2 separate regions of the Homo sapiens genome follow, and region 1 is linked to region 2. A link is a contact called in ENCODE Hi-C data. All regions are on one chromosome and are shown on one strand. The core of a region is the stretch at or near the end of the contact, and the rest is flanking DNA. Distances in the headings are between cores, read along the strand shown.

Region 1 (2,771 bases), core at 51-2,550, 2.1 Mb after region 2:
AGACAAGCCTTATTAGTCTCAGTTTGAGATACTCTGCCAAGACAACGTATTTTTTGAACTGTTACTAACAGCTGAGATTGTTGAACGCTAACATTTATAAAAAGGCAATTTTATTTTCATCATTTGTCTTCTTTCCTCAGAGTTCCTGAGAGTTTATGTTTTGGTTTTTATATAATAGTACAGAGTGCAGTATCTGTTACCAAGAAGAAATGTTCAACAACCACAAAAATTTTAGTCATCCCTTTTATCTAACAGAATAAGTTAAAAATCTTTCAATTTGATGGTGTGCCCAAAACTACAGCCCATAAATTGGGAGCAATTTTATCTCAGGGCCATGTGTTTCATTTCACCACTCTTCTTAGTTTTTAAAAAAGTCAGAGGCAACAACAGATTATATAATTAAAATGAATTAAATAATAATTTTAAAATATTTTAATACAATCAAATACCAGAGAGTTTATCTATAATATATATAAATGTTTAATAAATCACTTGGAAATACTGTGTTTTTTTCTCACTAAATACTGGTTTCATTAAGTATTTAAAAGCTTGCATAGAGAGAAAAATCATATGAGGAAACTTTTTTTTGTTTAAACTGAATCTATCCACCATCAAATTGATTTAGAGTATATTCACATGCACATTTTGTGGATTAGTGCACAAATAGCTTAATTCAGGCAATGTCACTGCAGTTTCGTTATCCAAACAGCTGTATTAACTCCATCTTCTAGGAAATAGAATGCTTCTTGAACCTCGTCAGCAATGGATTTCAGCAAGATTAACTCATAATGCACAAAGAATTTAGAGTAGGAGATATTTAATAATAATCTGTAAAAAAATGTTCTTCATAATAACATTGATGACAGTGTAATGAAATTCACCTATGATGGAGGTAAAGTCCCATGAAACCCAATTTTGATTAAGAAGAAATAGGCTAATTATCTATTTTATAAAATAGGAAGGAGATGATTCACTACTTATAACTGTGGTACCTGTCAAATCATATAAAACATCTGGAAAAATGAAAAAGAATTTTGAGGATCTAGAAAAAGAACGTGAAGAGAAAGAAAGGATCAAGTACGAGGAAGATAAAAGAATAAGATATGAAGAACAACGACCATCTCTCAAGGAAGCAAAGTGTCTTTCATTAGTTATGGTAAATTTTTGTTTGTTTGTTTTCTAAGAAACAAATCAAGGCAGTTTAAGTTAGCAGCATTTTCCTTTATGACTAAAAGGTGGGTTTTCATAACGTTTTCTTAGGATGATGAAATAGAAAGTGAAGCAAAAAAAGAATCACTTTCTCCCGGAAAATTGAAACTAACTTTTGAAGAACTGGAGCGACAAAGACAAGAAAACCGAAAGAAGCAAGCTGAAGAGGAAGCAAGAAAACGTTTAGAAGAAGAGAAGCGTGCTTTTGAAGAAGCAAGGCGGCAAATGGTAAATCTACATATTTAAACCTTACAATTAATATTAATGAAGTTAGCCGACTTAAGATAAGGTTTACTACTACAAATTCAAAGAGATTTTACATATAGAAGGGCTGATTTTCTAATTGTATTCATATTTCATATATAAAATACATCTAGGCTAGGCACGGTGGCTCATGCTGTAATCCCAGCACTTTGGGAGGCCAAGGTGGGTAGATCACCTGAGGTCAGGAGTTTGAAACCAGCCTGGCCAACACTGTGAAATCCCTGTAATCCCAGCTGCTTGGGAGGCTAAGGCACGAGAATCACTTGAACTTAGGCGATGGAGGTTGCAGTGAGCTGAGATCACGCCATTGCACTCCAGCCTGGGTAACAGAATGAGACTGTCTCAAAAAAAAAAATCCATACTGTTTTCCAGTTTTCACTCTGGGGCATTTTACCCAATATGCTTTAAATTTTTATTTTTATACATTGTTATTAATGTATAAATATGCAAAATAATTACTCAATGAACCTGGTTTCCTTCATCTGTTAGTTCAATCTGCAAAGTACTTAATGACATGGGTGCGGGACTGATTATAAGTGTAAACTTGTCCTCAGCAGTCCAGTTTTTCAACTGTTTGAACATATCAAAATAACAGTTTACGGTGGAATATGCAGTTTGTCCTATTAAGTGTATGTGTGTGCATATTTGTGTGCATGCCTCTGTGTGTGTGTGTCTGTGTGTGTGTGTGTGTGTGTGTGTGTGTGTAGTGTGGTTAAGAGCATGGATTGTGGGGCCAGATTGTCTAGATTCAGATATCAGCCATTTACTAACTGTGTAACCATGGACAACTGTTTTAATCTCTCGCTGTGTTAATTAATTAAATCTCTCTTAGTTTCTTCATTTTTAAAATGGTAAAAATGAAAGCGCCTACTTCTTTTTTTTTTTAACTTCCACAATGACTTGGATTTTTTTTCAATGCCTATTTCTTAAATGGTTAAACAAGTTAATATCTAGGAAGCACTTAAAATGGTGTTTGTTACATATACTAAGTTCTTTGAAAATGTTAATTATTACTATGGTATTAATAGATTTATCAACAGAAAGTAAAACTGAAATAAGAAAACACTGATTCCAAACCTCGTTTTAAGATTTAAAAATGCGCCAGGCATGGTGGCCATGCCTGTAATCTCAGCACTTTGGAAGGCTGAGGCAGGCAGATCCCTTGAGCCCAGGAGTTTGAGACCAGCCTGAGCAACATGTGGAAACCATGTCTCTACAAAAACAAATACAAAAATTAGCCAGGTGTGGTGGCACAGACCTGTAGTCCAAGCTCCCCGGGTGCTGAGGCGAGAGGATTG
Region 2 (2,962 bases), core at 311-2,810:
AAGGGCCTCAAGAACAAATGATTTATTTTTTTGAGACATGGTCTCGTTCTGTCTCACACCCTGCAGTGCAGTGGCATTATCACCGCTCACTGTAGCCTCCACCCCCTGCCCCACAGCTCAAGTAATTCTCTCACCTCAGCTTCCCCAGTAGCTGAAACCACAGGCTTGGGCAACCACGTCTGGCTCATATTTTTATTATTTGTAGAGACGGGGGTCTTGCAACATTGCCCAGGCTGGTCTGGATCTCCTGGAACCGCCTTTGCAAAATTATAACTGAGGAAATTATGGCAGTGAAAGAAATCAGACCTAACGGATTCCATCTTGCTTCTAACTTTTGTTTTTGAGACTAGTCTCGCTCTGTCGCCCAGGGTGGAGTGCAGTGGCGTGATCTCTGCTCACTGCAAGCTCCGCCTCCCGGGTTTAAGCCATTCTCCTGCCTCAACCTCAGGAGTAGATGGGACTACAGGCGCCCACCCCCACGCCCGGCTAATTTTTTGTATTTGTAGTAGAGACGGGGTTTTAGCCAGGATGGTCTCGATCCCCTGACCTCGTGATCCGCCCGCCTTGGCCTCCCAAAGTGCTGGGATTACAGGCGTGAGCCACCGGCCGCTTCTAACTTTTAAGCTGTCCTTCTTCATTCCTGAGCCTAGGCTGAACCAATTTAGGGAGGAATTCAGTTTATGGTTTGACTCTGAAACAAAATTGATAATATCCCTTTCCCAAAAAGACCGCTTTTTTGCCTGGGGACCAGTCTGCCTTTGCAGAACCAACAGATTAGCTACAAGATTAGAAATTACAGTTTAGAGGTCATGCAGCCTCTGGCTCCAAGTTTCTGAACCTCCCCAAATTGCTCCTGGGGATAACATCACTATTGTAAAACCTAAGATAAGTTCTTGAGATATTTTGCAGACCCTGCTCTCCATGGATCAGTTGAAACCACCCAGATTGGTAATTTGGCTCAACCAGTTCTGCCATCCTACCCAGGAACAGAAAACAGCAAGAAAAACTCACGTCTACCCACTATGAGTCCATCTCCAACCTGACCCATCAGCACTCCCTACTTCCCAAGCCCCTAATCGCCGAATTATCTTTAAAAACTCTGAATACTGCTTGGGGAGACTCCATTGCAAGTCCCCTGTCTTGATAAATGGGCTATCGGTCAGCAGCAGGCAAAGTGAACCACAATATTGGGTGGTTACACTCCTAGGATCAAGCAATCCTGCTGTCCGGCTTCCCAAAGTGCTGGGATTACAGGCGTAAGCCACCGCGTCCAGCTAGAACAAATGATTTCTTAAAAGCAACTCAGATATTTAAATATTATTTAAAACTGTTTCTAGACAAATCGGAGTGACTATGGGACAAGCATATGGTCGCAGGACTTTGGACGCAGGCAGTGAGGACACCTATGAGCGATCAGTGGGGTCCTACGGCAGCCGTGGAACTGCTCTGCCTTGCAGGCGAAAGTGTGGTCAGCTATATCGGAGCGCGATGGGGGCCTGAGAGGCGCATCTGCGCAGGCGCCCGGCTCCTAAGTCTACCCAGGAACTGACCCTGCTCTCTCCTTTCCCTGTTAGACATGGTAAGTGTGAGTTTAGCGCTGCTGTCCGGATGGGTTGGTAGCAGACAGGGTGGAGTAGGGTTAAGCACACTGGTCACCTTAGGATTGGTTTCCTGGTGCTGGAGAATGGTTAGGACACAGGCCTTGGAAGGTTTTTTGAGTGTGAAATATTACTCAGCGTTTTCTGCAGACCTCGCGGGCAATGCCGCTTCTAATTTTATCCAGGCCTTCTTCTGTAGGGAGGGCCTGTTAAGAGTTGAGCAGCCCGATTTCTGAACCCCTCTAAAAAGCTGTGGCTGATTGGTGGCTTTTTTTTTTCTTGGAGAGGGGGTGTCAAAGATTTCTTTAAAATCGTTAGTGATGTGGTCTCGCTTTAAGATTTTTAATGGGATCAGAAGAAAATTCGGTACTTAATCACTTCCGGTAATCTTCATGACCTGTTATAGTGACTGCAGTGTACTCTCAATGAGGAAGATATAGATACGAAAAGAACTAGAGCCGCATCACATGGGGACTTCTGCAAATACAGAGACTCGGATTAAAGGTGGAGAAGATGGAGCTAAAGGAACTGCTTATTTAATACATTTGAACAACTTTTGGGGTACTTAGAAGGTGCTTTGAAACCTGCATTTGATTAAGCAAGAATTCGCTTGCAAGTTAAGGGTTAGATTTTTTTATTTTTTAAAAATATGCTTTCTGCCACATGTAAACCGTAAGTTGTCCTGAAATGATAAGCTTTGATATTCTATGGTGTTTATTTTTTACTTATCTTTTTGAATGAAAAGTGAACAACAAGAAATGCTGGTGGTAATTTTTTGGGTCAATGATGAGTTGGCATGTATTCTGAATCTAAAGTTGATTATTACTACTTTAGCTCTAGAATTACTCTGAGACCTGAAAATTACCTGAATCGTGACTAAGACGAAGCCTGAATGATTTAAGTTCTTTTTTGTTGGATACAATTTGTTGTTGTTGTTGTTGTTTTGGTTTTGTTTTTGAGTCGGTCTCCGGTCGCCCAGGATGGAGTGCAGTGACACAACCTCAGTTCACTGCAGCCTTAATTTCCCTGGCTCAAGCGATCTTCTACCTCAGCCTCCCTAGTTAGTTACAATTTTTAAATGGAACGTTTTCCTATTACAAGATGAAATCAAGTGAAAATTGAGATGTATGTTGAATCTATGCTGTGGGGCAGAAGAACGTTGTAGAGGTAAACATTGATGAGATTACCACTTTATTTTGAAAGGGCACTCCACAGAAGGATGTTATTATCAAGTCAGATGCACCGGACACTTTGTTATTGGAGAAACATGCAGATTATATCGCATCCTATGGCTCAAAGAAAGATGATTATGTATGTATAATTTTTTTATGTTGGAAAGTTTATTTTAAAGAAGTGTGACAGTC

Evidence for each region. Hi-C counts contacts between places; a loop is a spot of excess contacts on that map. Pooled maps may share reads with other maps.
Region 1: a pooled map shows a loop between it and region 2 (3-fold over the local background). The contact joins the enhancer-like site here to the promoter of RABGGTB in region 2. A Hi-C loop is called at or near these places in 2 of 50 pooled maps.

What each region holds. Positions count from the first base shown.
Region 1 is chr1:77,925,456-77,928,226 of GRCh38, forward strand. NEXN (nexilin F-actin binding protein) reads left to right here. Exons shown (of 13, transcript NM_144573.4): 7 at 959-1,156; 8 at 1,261-1,437. Among named protein-coding and RNA genes, the nearest start is that of NEXN-AS1, 37 kb to the left of the region's middle. Within about 2 kb of position 1,301, at least 3 of the 41 ENCODE cell types and tissues checked have a DNase peak (open chromatin) inside an H3K27ac peak, as active enhancers do.
Region 2 is chr1:75,784,696-75,787,657 of GRCh38, forward strand. It overlaps RABGGTB (Rab geranylgeranyltransferase subunit beta), which reads left to right and starts at 1,561. Exons shown (of 9, transcript NM_004582.4): 1 at 1,561-1,579; 2 at 2,802-2,909. The coding sequence starts at 1,577. It overlaps SNORD45C (small nucleolar RNA, C/D box 45C), which reads left to right and starts at 2,377; the gene lies at 2,377-2,454. RefSeq lists enhancers at 143-362, 1,303-1,532 and a silencer at 1,593-1,652.